2 separate regions of the Homo sapiens genome follow, and region 2 is linked to region 1. A link is a contact called in ENCODE Hi-C data. All regions are on one chromosome and are shown on one strand. The core of a region is the stretch at or near the end of the contact, and the rest is flanking DNA. Distances in the headings are between cores, read along the strand shown. Region 1 overlaps LOC105376244 (a long non-coding RNA gene). Region 2 has its middle 190 kb from the start of BRINP1.

The links. A loop is a pair of places that touch in the nucleus more often than their neighbours do. Pooled maps may share reads with other maps.
Region 2: a loop to region 1 is called in a map of endothelial cell of umbilical vein, with 29 times the contacts of the local background. The contact joins two enhancer-like sites. A Hi-C loop is called at or near these places in 1 of 168 maps with a recorded cell type or tissue (endothelial cell of umbilical vein), 2 of 37 single-sample maps with no recorded cell type and 13 of 50 pooled maps.

The regions. Positions count from the first base shown.
Region 1 is chr9:117,779,365-117,786,448 of GRCh38, forward strand. All of the region lies in intron 2 of LOC105376244 (a long non-coding RNA gene), which reads left to right. Among named protein-coding and RNA genes, the nearest start is that of TLR4, 79 kb to the left of the region's middle. Within about 2 kb of position 4,612, at least 17 of the 41 ENCODE cell types and tissues checked have a DNase peak (open chromatin) inside an H3K27ac peak, as active enhancers do.
Region 2 is chr9:119,551,866-119,558,949 of GRCh38, forward strand. No RefSeq gene overlaps it. Among named protein-coding and RNA genes, the nearest start is that of BRINP1, 190 kb to the left of the region's middle. RefSeq lists enhancers at 4,043-4,563, 4,514-4,563. Within about 2 kb of position 4,371, at least 10 of the 41 ENCODE cell types and tissues checked have a DNase peak (open chromatin) inside an H3K27ac peak, as active enhancers do.

The DNA.
Region 1 (7,084 bases), core at 3,362-5,861:
GTATTGTTCAAGTGGGGAGGGTGGGAAGGGCATCCTAGGTAAAAGGAACAACATTTATGTTGTAATGAAGCCAAGTTGAAAAGAAAGCCACGTGCAGGCAAGCAAAGCATGTTTGCCAGATCTGCAGTTATTCTAGGAGGCTCTTGTTTAATGTGTGCCTGATATTGTGGATTTAATCACTACCTCACAAATTATTCTTCAAGATTCAACTTGATCATTTAAACACAGACTCTAACAGAGTTTCTGACTCACACTAGGCACTAGAAAAATCTTATTTCTGAACTCTTTGCTGTTGCGTTTTCCCCCTTACCAGTCCCACAGTGCCTTGCAGAAAGTAGCCATTCAATGAAGTTACCTCCAATTTAATCCTATCCCTCTCCGCCCAGTCCCAGTTTAACTTCCTTTTCCACCTACAAAGACCCTGAGGGCCAGAAAGAGGGCAGCCTCTTCCCAAGGCCTCCTTGTCTTTTTCTGCTTGAGGAAATAGCTTGTGGTGTCTCCTTGGCTGTCTGTTTCTCCGCCTCTGGGGAATCTCCTCTCATGTAAATCCTGCAATTAGAGGCTCTCACCCCCACCACCAGAGCTACATCTGCCTCCCTAGATAGGCACCCACTTGATTAGGAAGAGATAATCACAGGGGCTGCTTCAGCCTACAGCTTGGTGAAGACAGGAAGAAATTCTGATTAAATTTGTGGTTTCAAGAGAAGGGCTCCCCCTCTCTCATCACATACCAGCTTCCTGTCTGCCTATACATTTGGACTCAAGGCGCAAAATTTTGATTCGTCATTTATTTTTTCAAAAACCATAGAAATTAGGCAATAAATAGGAATATACCTCTTTGGTAGATGAAGAATGTGAGCTGTGAGAGATGAAGCATTTGACTTAGGTCATAATGTTGATTGCCTAGCAGAGACTTTGGATTCGATCACTGATTAGTTTTATATCCTCCATAAGAGAAAGCAAGAGAAAGTAAGCAAAGCATTTTTTTCCCTTGAGATGATCTAATTTTGACTTCTGTATGGGTGTGTGTTTGTACTTATATATATTATTAATTCAAATTATATATTCAACTTAACTTTTAGAAACATTAGAAATATGTGCAGAATGTAAGAAATGCATAAAGTAGAGGAAAGCCTAAGGAAGAAGCCAAAGTCATTCATTATATCCAGAGATACTTCCTGGTTGATATATGACGTGTGTATGTGTCTATATAAAATGTCTACATAATCAGAATTATAATACACATGTGCACATATAGTTATTTTCTAACTACATTTTGTATTGTAAACATTTCCCCAGGTCATTAAATATTCTTCTAAAACACAATTTGGTTTGACTCCTTTAATGTTTTGATCTATATCCTGGATTGTCTCCTTTCTGTTCAATTCAAGGGAGAAAAAAGCAAATAAAAAAATAATGGATTAAGAGGAAGAAGCTCTGTGTTCTAGCCCTAGTTCTGCCACTTTCTCCCTTGAGTCTCTGTTTGTCCATCTGTGAAATGGGATAATAGTTATCCTTTTACCAGTCACACAATCTTATTTGCAGACTCAGGTAAAATCACAGCGATGGGTTTGCCCAGGAACGTGGGATTGCCTGGTGCTGTCTTTATTATGTTGCTGAGGATTCTTATTGCTTTTTTCATCAGCCCAAACACAAGAGCCTCCCAGGAGGTGGGTTTTTTCCTTTTTCTTGGCAGTGCTCACATGGGCAACACAGTTCATCGGAAGCACCTCTGCTCCAATCACCCTTCTGCATTGTCTGTCTTGATGAAAAATGACCTGTTATTATTTCTTACCTTTGGGTTTGGGAGGCCCCAAAGAAATCAGTAGCCACATAAAATCGCTGCTATTATTGTAACAGTATTTTCATTGATGGATTTAAGTGTGAGGTGTTTGCTATCGATTGTTAGCATCTGTCCTGGAGAGGCTGTGCTGCGGGGAGGCAGTGATAATGGTGGGAACGGGCACCTCCAGGAGCTGTGGCATGCTGAGTGGTTTTCCTGAAGCTGGGAAAAGTGTGTTTGCACTCCAGGGCGTCTTGCTTTGTAGGAGAAATGTACACCTACAAATGTGATTTCAAACATGTAACCCTTTAGAACAGATACTGCCTTCTTCCTGAATTTCTTTCTAATTTGAGAGATTTGACATTTTCATCCCCAATTTGATATTCGGCAGGCTCCTAATTCTTTATGTTTTAATATTTTTGGTCCTTTATAGGAATCAGCACTTAAAGGCAAAAAGTGAACAAATAATGAAGCTTCCGTTATGTCTTAAATGAGTCCTGTAATGTAATAAAATGCATTTTAATGTTTCCCCTTCCTTCCTTTCTTCCTGTCTTTTGTATTTTCTCTCTAGCTTCCATGTTTGAATTGTTTCTTCCCACTCTTTCTGCTTTCAGAAAATAAAAACAAAAACTTAGTGTCTACTGCATTGAAAACAAGGTGTTAAGCATTGTGAGAAATCAAATCTTGATGATGACATAATCTTTGCCTTCAGAGAAACCCACTAATGTACAATTTATGGACACAATTTATGAGAACAATATATGTTCTCATAAATTAAACAGCAGAACAAATTGGAAAGATGTCAGGGAAAGTAGTGAGTAACAGAGTGACAGAATCTTGATATGTTACAACTTAGAGAGACCCTAGAATATCATGAGATGACTCCATCATCACCTTTATGGAGAAACTCGAGCCCAGGGAAGTAAAGAGTTTAGTCCAAGGTCTCCTTATGACCTAACCTGTGCTTTTGATTTATATTCCTGATGGTTTTGCACCTGAAAGGCAGATTTAAACCTTGCTACTTACTGGCTATGAATGTACCTAACCTCTCTGAAGCTCAGTTTTTTAATCCAGAAAACAAGCCTTTGCAGGATGCTTGTGACAGTGGAATCATGTATGCAGTTCACCTGGCCTGGTAGTGTTTGGTACACACCATTTCATGCTACCCCTAAGCTGCATTCTCCTTTGGAGAGCCACAGGCACTAGCGTAAATCATATGCTTTCCATAAGCAAGCATACGCCCTCCCTCCTGTGAACCCAGACGGATGGAGATACACTTTGGGGATGTTGTCTGGGTATTTGTCTCAAATGCTAATGATAGCTCCCTTTGGCAGAAAAACAAACTCAGGCCAGTGGGGTTCTTAGAGTATTAGTCCTAGGAGCCAAAGAATCGATCCATCAACAGGACCTGCTGAGCAGGCACCTCATACGCAGAGCAGCTCAGGCACAGATGTCCGAAGCACTGCCCTCTCACAGGGAGCCCTGGAACCATAACTTCCAGAACTCCCTTCTCCAATCTAGAACTCGCCGCAGAGATTTCCAATACTCACCTCCTCCCCACTTCTAGTTCCCACCAGGTATAAATTTTAAAATCCTATACCTCAGAAAGAAAAAAAAAAAGCCAAATATTACACAAAACTGTGGAAGAAATCTAACTTTCTAGAACCCTGGAAAATGCTTTATTTTTACTTGTAAGAACTTTCTGTGCAAAGAGCTAACCACCCTGCCTATTCAGTTAAGGCTAATCACCTGCTTGTTAAATTATCTTAGGACAATGAGAGGAACATGTGGCAAGTCTCTCTGTGAAAAAACAAAAACAAAAAAAATTCCACTGATGAGTGGGTGAGGTTGTGCAACAGAAGCTGAGTCAGTGACACAGATCAAGATGCAGGAACCAGGAATTCAAGATGCAGGGAACCAGTCTATTCAAGAATAGACTGAGACACAGATGACAGCAGAGAGAACGAAGTCTAAAACTGAAACTGAAAGAGGAAAGAGGTGATGAGAAAGATGTTGAGACGAGGGTGTGGGGGAAAAGATACAAGTGGCACAGAAAGACGGTGAGAAAACACAGCCAGAGTATTAGATCACATAAGAGGAAAACATAATGAGAGGCGGAAGAACTAGCACAGACAACCAACACAGAGCCTGCAACCAGGGAAACCTGTGTTTCTTGCAGTTAGCAGCCAGCAGCCTGCAGTCAGCAGCAGGGGGCATCAGAACTCCACGGATAGTAAAAGATGCCAGGGAGCCAGTATAAGGAGAGAGGAAGTGAGAAAGAAATAAAGAGAGAAAGAAAAGGGATAAGAAACCTTCCTCTTAACTTTGAGATTAGAAGGAAGAGAGAGCCGCGCTATTCCTCGGGGTCCTGCATTTAGTGGTAAGCCAATTCCCCCAGACATCTTCCTGCTGACAGTGAAGGTATGTAAGTGGCTGTAGAAAGTAACACTGAAGGCTTTCTCAAAGAGACTGAGTCCAAGGGCGATGGCCTGGGCTTAAGCCAGCTGACTAACACTTAGGCATTCTGTTAGGCAGAACTCAGGTGCAAATAGCATATCTCCCTGAATGTAGTTTATCCAAGCATTTTCCTCTACTTCACCGCCTCCCAAAAAAGAATTATTAGGAGTATACTAGGATATTGCATAGATAAGGAAGTGATGGAAAAGTAAGCCTTGAGGAAAAAAGACCAAAGGATTTATGTTAAAAGACTTTTGTTTTTGTTTTTGTCCATTTCCCTCATCCATGCTCTGCCAGTCTTATTCTCCTAGCCCTCTCTATGCAGCAATCATTTCATTTGGTGTCACTTCCTCAATCATTTACCAGAGATCAAGAACTCACTTTCAATTTCAGTTTAAAACCAAAATCCAGATGAGGTTTCTGATTGGCTCAGCTTGGACCATGTGCTCACACCTTGGGTCAAAGTCACCGGAAGAGTGACATAGTCTGATTGGCCCAGTACTCTGAAGCCACACCCACACTTGTGCAGGCTTGGAGATTGGGGAGCAGCACACCTGAGGGTGTAAGGATCTGTTGTTGACTGAAGGAGATATTAGAATCATGATCCCTGAAGCCACACCAATTTAGGGCTACTAAGTTCATCTTGAATAAATGAGTTGCCTGAGTTGCTCTGAGCTTGTTTTTCTCTTCTATCGAAAGGCATTACTTACACCTGCTTTGTCCACCTCCAGGAGTTGTTATGGGGCTCTGATTAGAATATAGAGCAAATCACAGAGCCTCCTGCTAACAGGTGTGCAGACAAGCGCTAAGATGAAATGGGCCAAATACGAGAGTCAGGAAACTTGTGTGCTGGTTTTACCTGTGACATAAACCAGCAGTATGAATTTGGGTAAGTTCCTTATCTCTCTGGATTTAAATATCTTTAACTTAAAATTTGGGGATTTGACTGGGTCTGTTAATGTCTTTGTAGTCATTAGACCGCTTTAAGAGACTGAGGAAAGCTAGGTACTTTTACTGCCCTCCTCAATGTCCGGAAGTTCGTAATTTCCCTACAAGTCTACCTCCAGATATCAGGATAAGAACTCCTGGTTTAGATCATCTTCAAGGTGATATCCGACTCTTCAACTGATTGAAAAGAGGGGCTGCATTCTCAGTTGGAAAAGACAATTCTGTGTATCAAGCAGATGTGCGTCTTTCTTTGGTTTAAATCTCTTTCCCAGAAATATCATGCATGTTTCTCATTATCTCCTTCCTCTGGACTACTTCTCTTTTCTTCTTTTTTTCCCTCTACCACCTCATCATTCCTCCGCTACGGGTAGTCAAGTATGGATGTGATTGAAGTTGGGTTTCCATCTGTGTTAGCGGCAGGAAGTGTTACTATCATGGAAATAGTTGGGACATATATCATCTCTTATCTGCACCTCCAAGAACTTAAATGATTTCTTTCCCCCAACCAAAATAAATCAAAGGAGAGGAATCTTAATTATAGTCACCAGGTGGTGAATTTAATACATCCACATGAGTCTCTGTGCTGGCAGTGTTGTCAGATGAGCTTGTCTCTCCAGGCAGGAGGATAATGGGATTGTGAGAGTCTGGAGAGGAAGAACTCTGGGGATTATAACAGCAGCTCCCTGGTGGCAAGGAAACAGCCAGGCAAGTTCTGTTAAATATAAAGGCCAGGGAAACATTGCCTCATGTCAGGGTGTCAGGGTTGTCTCCACTCATGCTCTATCGTGAATGGTTTCAGCAAGGGATTCATAGGAGCTTCTCACATAGGCATTGCCCACCCAAGTCTGAGATGGGGGCTACACATCAATAATTTCCCCCCATCTATCAGTTTGAAGCAGTGGACAAAGCTCTAACTTGGACCACAGAGTGATCTGGACTTATATCTACTCTTACAGTTAATTGTTAAAGTTTTTCAATTGATGAATATTTATTGGATGCCTAGTACATGCTAGACACTGTTCTAAATAGCATGGATATATCAGCAAAATAATAGAGATTTAGAGATAAGTGAAACATACACTTAACCTATTACCTAGTAACAATTCTACTTCTAGGTGTTTATCTAATAAAAATGAAAATATATATTCACAAAAAGACTTGTGCACAATGTTCATAGTGGCTCTGTTTATAGTAGCCCCAACCTAGAAACAACCTAAATGTTCATCAACAGGTCAGTAGATTAATTGTGATATATTCATCACAATGGAATACTATTTACTAATAAAAAGAAACAAACAACTAATCATTAGAAGAATGTGAATGAATCTTGAAATTATATTCAATGAACGGAGCCAGACACAAAAAAATTACTTTTTGTATACTTCAGTTTTTATGAATTTGAGAAGAGGAAAACTAATCTATAGTTATAGAAAGCAGATCAATGTGTTGTGTAGGATGAGGAGTGGGCCTCAGAGAACTTTTGGGGGTGACCAAAAATATTCTATATCCGATCACAGTATATTTATTTTTCAAAACCTCATGAAAATATGCACTAAAATGAGTAAATGCATTATAATTTTATGTAAAGTATAATTTGGTAGAACTAGAAAAAAGGGGGAAATTTATTCCCAGTGCACATAAAGCTTACGTTCTAGGGTTGCCAAAAAATAAAACAAATTTAAAACATAATAGTGTAGCAGCTTGCAATATGATGAAAAACATTGTTTAAGGGCTTAGCGAATTGCAGGAGAGGCAGAGTTGCTTTTTATATTAGAGAAGGCCTCTCGGATAAGCTGACATTTGAGAAGGCCCCAGTGCATATCAGACGAAGAGAGGTGCAAGTGCAAAGACCCTGGGGCAGTGGCATATTTGTCCTAATCAAGGAAAGGTAAATAG
Region 2 (7,084 bases), core at 3,121-5,620, 1.8 Mb after region 1:
TGGCCATGCTTGGCCCTAGCCCCAAGCCATAGCTACTGGCCCAGAAGTACACCTTGTATATAAGCCAGGCCATTCAGAGTTTTTCCCTGGGATTTTCTTATCAGAACTAAAGGGAGAGAAAGGAAGAGTCTCAGTCTCTCTCAGGTGGTAGTCATGAAATATGAGTGGTAGGAACCACGGCCCTATAGAGGAAGCCAGCAGTTTATCTAATGGAACTGGCATGCAGAAATGAAAGACATAAAGAAAGGTGCAATTCTGTTAAGTGAAGTCCCAGATTCCAAGTGTCCCTACAACCCAGATATACCCTTTACACAAGGCTTGCAAAATGCTCCAGTGTTTTCTGGTGGAAGAATATCTTCTTGCTTAAGGTAATATTTTGCCTAAGGATTTCTCTCCATTGGGTTGAACTGGATGATCATTAAGGCTTCTTCATCCCTTAATCATCTGTGGTTCTTAAATGTGGACTGAAATACCTACTGTACTTTTATCCTGGGATCCTAAGACTTAAGGACAGAAGAGATTCTCAAGACCCAGGATGATAAGCCACAGGGATAAAAATTTCTAATATATTTTTTCTATACACCTTCCTATGACTTATCCCCCACTCCTAAAGCTAGCAGTATTATTTATATATATGTATGTATAACAATTAAATAGCATTTCATATCTTACAGTGTTCTTTATCATATAGAAAATTTATAACACCCCTGCATGGAGGTGTCACTCTTTTTGCTACTGTTATAGAAACTGGTTTTTTGGTCTTTCCTGGCTTAAATCTCCAGTCTTCTCAGGGAGCCCAACCCTGGAAAAACCTATACCATCTCCACCACTCCTAGGTCAATCAAGTCTTACAGCAAGAGTTTTCAGTTCTGTGGTCCTGACATATCCTTTGCTCTTGAGTCAATGCATTAGTCTGTTCTTATACTGCTATAAAGAACTATCTGAGACTGGGTAATTTATGAATAAAAGAGGTTTAATTGACTCACAGTTTTGCAGACTATACAGGAAGCATGACTGGGAGGCCTCAGGAAACTTACAATCATGGCAGAAGGATGAAGGCGAAAGAAGGCACATCCACACACGGTGGCAGGAGAGAGAGCAAAGGAGGAAGTGCCACACACTTTTAAACCATCAGATCTTGTGAAACTCACTATCACGAGAACAGCAAGGGGAAAATCTGCCCCTATGATCCAATCACCTCCCACCAGGTTCCCCCTCCAACATTGGGAATTACAATTCAACATGATTTGGGTGGGGACACAGAGCCAAACCATATCAGTCAACAACGCCTATTGTAGGCTCACACTGTTAACGTATTCTTAAAATAGCCACTAGGGTCACCTGCAAGAAGCCCTGCAAATTGATTCACTTGAATGGTGTTTTCAGCACCCATAGCACTGGGGCCTAAGAATACGTGCCAGGGAGAATGTCAGAAATGCAAAATATAAGACTCCTAGCCCCAGCAGGTCACCACCTGGGTGGGAAGGAGGTCACTGACACAGATAGCGGCAACCTTCTAGGGATTATGTTATGATCCAGGCAGGTGCTACATTATCCAAGGAAAGAGAACAGCAAACCCACTCCATGAGTTCTGAGAAGGCTTTCCAGGAAACAGCACAGCTGAGTCTTGAATCATCTCAGCCACTTCGCAGTTCTGTAACTTTGGGCAAGTAACCTTATCTCTGGCATGTTAGTCTTCTCTGTAAAATGGAAATAATAATTGTGCTCCCTCATAGGCTTGTTGTGTGTATTAAATGAATTAATGCGTGTAAGGTACTTAAAACAGTGATGGGCACACAGTTAGTATTTAACACCCATTAGCCATTGTCATCATCATTATCATCATCATTAAAAAGTAAGAGTTTATCACAGAGGCAGGCAGGGTAGGATGTCAGTCAGAGGGAATGACAGGGCTGTGTAAAAGCATGTTATACTTGGAGTTTGGCAAATTGCGCCAGCTTGCTGCAAAGTCAAGTGTGTAGGGATCTTAGGAGCTGATTCTCCAGGTATCACCAAACTTTTTCAATAGAGAGTCAGATAGTAAATATTTTAGGTTTTGTGGGCCAAGGGCCAGCGTCCTTAACTTTTTAAGCAACTATTCTCTCCAAAAGTATAATGGTTTGTTTAGCACTTTATGTTTAAAAATGTCAAAACCATGTTTTTTGTTCATGGAACATATAGGTTGTGGGTTTTATTTGGTCCATGAGACACAGTCTGCTAACCCCTGCTGCAGAAAGCAACTAGGAGCTGGGCTGTTAAAGACAGCATAGGCCTTGCTAAGGAGGATGAGCTTCTCTAGGCAGGGGAAAGGCAAAGGGTTTAAACGGAACTTCAAGATCAGATTCGCATGTGGCAAAGTAACATAGAGAGTGGATTGGGGTGAAGAGGGAGGGGCAAGCTTAAGCTAGCAGTCTAATTAGAAAATGACTATAATTGCAATGGAAGTGATATTTGTACAGAGGCAGTACTGATGAGGATGCTGAGAGATATTTAGGGGCAAAATTAACATAACTTGTCTGGATTTAGCCAGTAAGAGAGAAAACAGAACACTCAATGTATCTGCTTATGTAAAGACAGATAGACCTCTACTTAGGGTAGAAGTGAGTGCCCCATCCCCAGAAGCATTCAAACAGAGCATAGATTCCCACCTGACAGGTATTCTGCAGACAGCAATGAATGGAAATAGAAGCAGATAAAGTATCTTCTAGCTCTGAAGGCCCACAGTGCTATGGCTCTGTGATCGTCTTTATCAATCTAACAGGCACAAACGATTTGTTTAGTCAATGAGGGATATAGACAAACTTCACCCCTCAATATGAATCACCTTAATTTTGCAGAAAGCTGTCTATTTTCTATAGTGCTCACATCCATTATCTCTCTGAGGAGCCTGGAACAGGACTCAGACCTGAAACACACTGGACAAACATGAGACGGTTATCATTATTTTAAAAATATGCTTCAGTTGAATATAAAAGTTCTTTACATTATTTCAAGTTTAGTGCAGTTATTCTGACTTGGGAACAGCAAATTATTCACTTCTATACCCCTATAATTTCTTGGACAATAGTTGGCACATTGCAATAGTACACAAATATTTGTTAAATCCTAGCAATCCAGCAGAAGCCAGCTTGGAAAGCATTTCCTCCACGTGGCCTTCCACCATGATGCTATAGAAAAGACCCGCTCGTGTCATCACTGGCTCCCACTGCAATGAGAACAGCATCATTGTTGATAATAACAGACACCTTTTTTTGGTATTCCTTGTGTGGCAGGTGAGGTGAGGGTGAGGTTCCTTACAGACATTCTGCACTAAGCCTCGCAAGGACCTAATGTGTTTCTCTTTTCTTTTCTTTTCTTTCTCTCTCTCTCTTTCTCTCTTCCTTTCTTTCCTTCTTTCTTTTTTTGTCTGAGAGAGGGTCTCACTCTGTCACCCAGGCTGAAGTGCAGTGACATGATCACAGCTCACTGCAGCCTTGGCCTCCTGGACTTAAGCAATCCTCCCACCTCAGCCTCCCAAGACTACAGGTACACCACCTGGGACTACAGGTTAATGTTTTTTGTTGTTGTTGTCGTTTTGGTTTTTTCTTTTCTTTTCTTTTCTTTCTTTTTTTTTTTTTTTTTTTTGAGATGGCATCTCCCTCTGTGGCCCAGGCTGGAGTGCAATGGCACAATCTCGGCTCACTGCCACCTCCGCCTCCCAGGTTCAAGCAATTCTCCTGCCTCAGCCTCCCAAGTAGCTAAGATTACAGGTGCCCACCACCACACCCAGCTAATCTTTGTATTTTTAGTAGAGACAGGGTTTCACCATGCTGGCCAGGCTGGTCTCAAACTCCTGACCTCAGGTGACCTGCCTGCCTTGGCCTCCCAAACTTCTGGAATTACAGGTGTACACCACCACTCCTGGTTAAGGACCTAATGGGATAGATGCCATTGCACTGCCCATTTTACGGATGATAAAGTTGCAGCCCAAAGAAGTGAAAGGCTAATTTTATTTTATTTATTTTTTAAAGACGAGGTCTTGCTATGTTGCCCAAGCTGGACTTGAACTCTTGGTCTCCTGTGATCTTCCCACTTCAGCCTTCAGAGTAGCTGGGATTACAGGCACCTGCCACCACACCCAGCTCACACAGGCTAATTATTGAATAACCCCTGCTTTTCCAGCAGACACAATGAGGGCATTTTTGTATCTGTTTATTCAAGGAGGGAGACATTGGGGCTGTTAGGTGTGCCTGGACTGGTAATAAGGTCTTTTATCATAACCCTCCCAAAGTCTCAGGGCGGCTGTGGCCAACACGCGTCTCCAGGCCCACAGGCTCTGAGGCGGAAACCACAGTTCCAGGTCCCCAGGCTCCAGCCGCCAATGCGGCTACCGACCAGCAGAGGGCAGCTGCGGGAAGCCGTCCAAAGGCGGCCTCCACCCCCATTAGTGCCAATTAAGCCGCGAGATGCAAGAGGCGAGCGCGTGGTGAAAGAAAACACATCTACTTCTGGGTTGAGCTAGGCTGGGTGATCTGCTGGGAGGGACGTTGACCTGCTTCCAAAAAGCCGGCTGGATGGTGCCGTGGTGGCTGCCTGCAAAGGAACACCGGCCTATGGGAACCAGACCCTGGGGCTTCCCGCGAGCTTCTCTTCCTCCAGCCAGCAAAACAGGAAAAGCCTGGCCCAGGGACGGAGGGAGATGTTGTGGAGCAGACGGACTGGCTGGAGCCAAAGGGCAGCCTCTTTGGAGCAGAAAAACAAACCCAGACATATCAAGAGATGCACAGGATGTCCCCAAAGCGCGTGCTCACGAAACAGGGTGAAACACACACACATTCAGAGTGAGCAACAGTCCCAGCCTGACTGATAAAATCCGGACAATCTCAAGCAAATCGCGATGGTTGGTTACTTGTCAGCTGAATACACATGCAGGCTGTGTACATCCACAGGCACAAGTGTATAGATGTAGCACAAATGCCCCCTGTCCCCCCGCCACCGCCACCAAATAAATGCAAATGTTTACCCACTCAGGCATAGGCACATTGAGACTGGAGGCTGCACTGGTTTGAATTCAGAAGGTCTAAATTCCAGTCCCAGCTTTGCCCCAAATCTGTGCCACCTCGAACAAGTTACCAAACCATTTTGGTTCTCAGTTTCCTCATTTGTAAAATGGAGGAGTCAAGCCCGTCAGGTTTCTTAAAATTATACAGCTTTAAAGCATTAAGTTCTCCAAGGAAGCCTGGGACTGCTTCTTATTTCTTCACCAAATCTCTAACCTTAGGGGAGGAACCAGCAAGATGGCCCAGTCCAAGTCCCTGGCCCCAAACCATTTCATGCAACAGCTCTATGGATGTTCTTATCTATCTGACAACCTGGAAATCTTTAAGTCAGCGCGTGTATGATCGTCTCCCTGTGAACACGATCGTACTGAATATGCAATTTCTTTTTCTGTCCTCCTTCTTCACTTAACTTTAGTACAGAGCATAAGAATTTCACAAACATGTTTTTAAATGGCCATGAAATGTTTCCTTAAATGGATAACTGTACCCCTCAGTTCGCTTTTTCTTGCGCGCCTCCCCATGTCCACCCCACACCCTGCGTTAGCTACTATAAATAATACTCCACAAAAAAAAAAAAAAATCTTCATGCATGTATCTTTTTTCTATTTTTGGATTTTTTTCTTTAGAAAAAAAATCCCAGAAATTAAATTACTAAAATTATATCTTATTTTAAGAGTCTTCATGCATATTGCCAAATTGTTTTCCAGAACGGTCGCCCTAGTTGACATGTCTACCAGCAATGCGTGAGATTCTTTATATCATCCCATTCTCAAAAGCATTGACATCCTCTTGTTTTTGTTTAAACTTTGCTAATTCAATAGGCAAAAAATGTTATCTCATGGTTTTAATAAGCCTTTCTTTGATTATTAGAGAGAGTGAACGTTTTTTTTTCTTGTGTTTGTTAACCAGTTGCATGTATTTCCTCTTTTGAGAATTGTCTGTTCTTGCCCTCTGCTCACTTATCTACTGGGTCTTAGTGAATTTAATTGATTTGCATGCGCTCTTTACATAATAAAGATAGTAATCCTTTGTCATATTGGCTGTGGGTATTTTTCCAGTTTGCTTTATGTATTTTCCTTTGTGATTTCTTCTATCACTTCTAAGCTTATACAGCCACCCCATCCTCCAGAGACTTGATAAATATTCATTTCTAATTCCTAGTATTTTTTTCTCCTGGGATGATTTGATTCTATAAGCTTAAGATTCCATGAGACCACAAATCTATGATTTTGTGCTTCCAAGATGAGTACTTCTAGCTCCTGATTTTCTTTCAAGGCATAGAATCCCTAATTTATTTCATATTTCCTTTTTACACGTCCCCACCCTTTGGATTATAAACTCCACGAAGGCAGGGACTGGGTCTGCCTCATTCCACCTGTATCCTAGGGGCCCAGCACAGTGCCAGGCACATAATAGGAGCACACTAAATGTCTACTGCTTGCTTATCTTCCTGATCTGTTTCAAGCTCTCAAGAATGCCCCAGTTCTGGCCCCACATCCAAGCATGCAGCATGGGTCGTCAGATGCATGATGTGACAGCATCTGGGGAAGCAGGAGGGCATTACCAGAAGAGAAGATAGCAATAGTTGAATTAAAAAGTGTGAAGGAACATGGCATGTAGAAAACAATATTGAGTCTAACATGCCAAGAGTGCAGGATGTGTGTGCTTGTGATAGGAGATACAGCTGAAAATGGAAGTTGGACCCAACTGGTGAAGGTTTCCGAGACAGTTTTGGAATTTCAGCCACAAAAATTCCATTCTCCACAGTACAGCCAGAGTGATCTTTTTAAAAGGTAAATCTGATCATGTCATTTTCCTGCCTCACATCTGGCAAAAGCTTCCCTTTGCAGGTAGGACACAGTTGAGAATCTTATTATAGTCTCCAGGGTCCTAGCTTTCCCATTCACCATGCCTCTTGCCACTCTCCCTTTGCTCACATCACAATTCCTTGCTATCCTTCGGCTCTGCCAGGCCTATCCTGTAACCAAGCTTCTGTGACTGCAGATTTTTTCCCATTAACCCTCTCATCCCGGGGCTACACATGT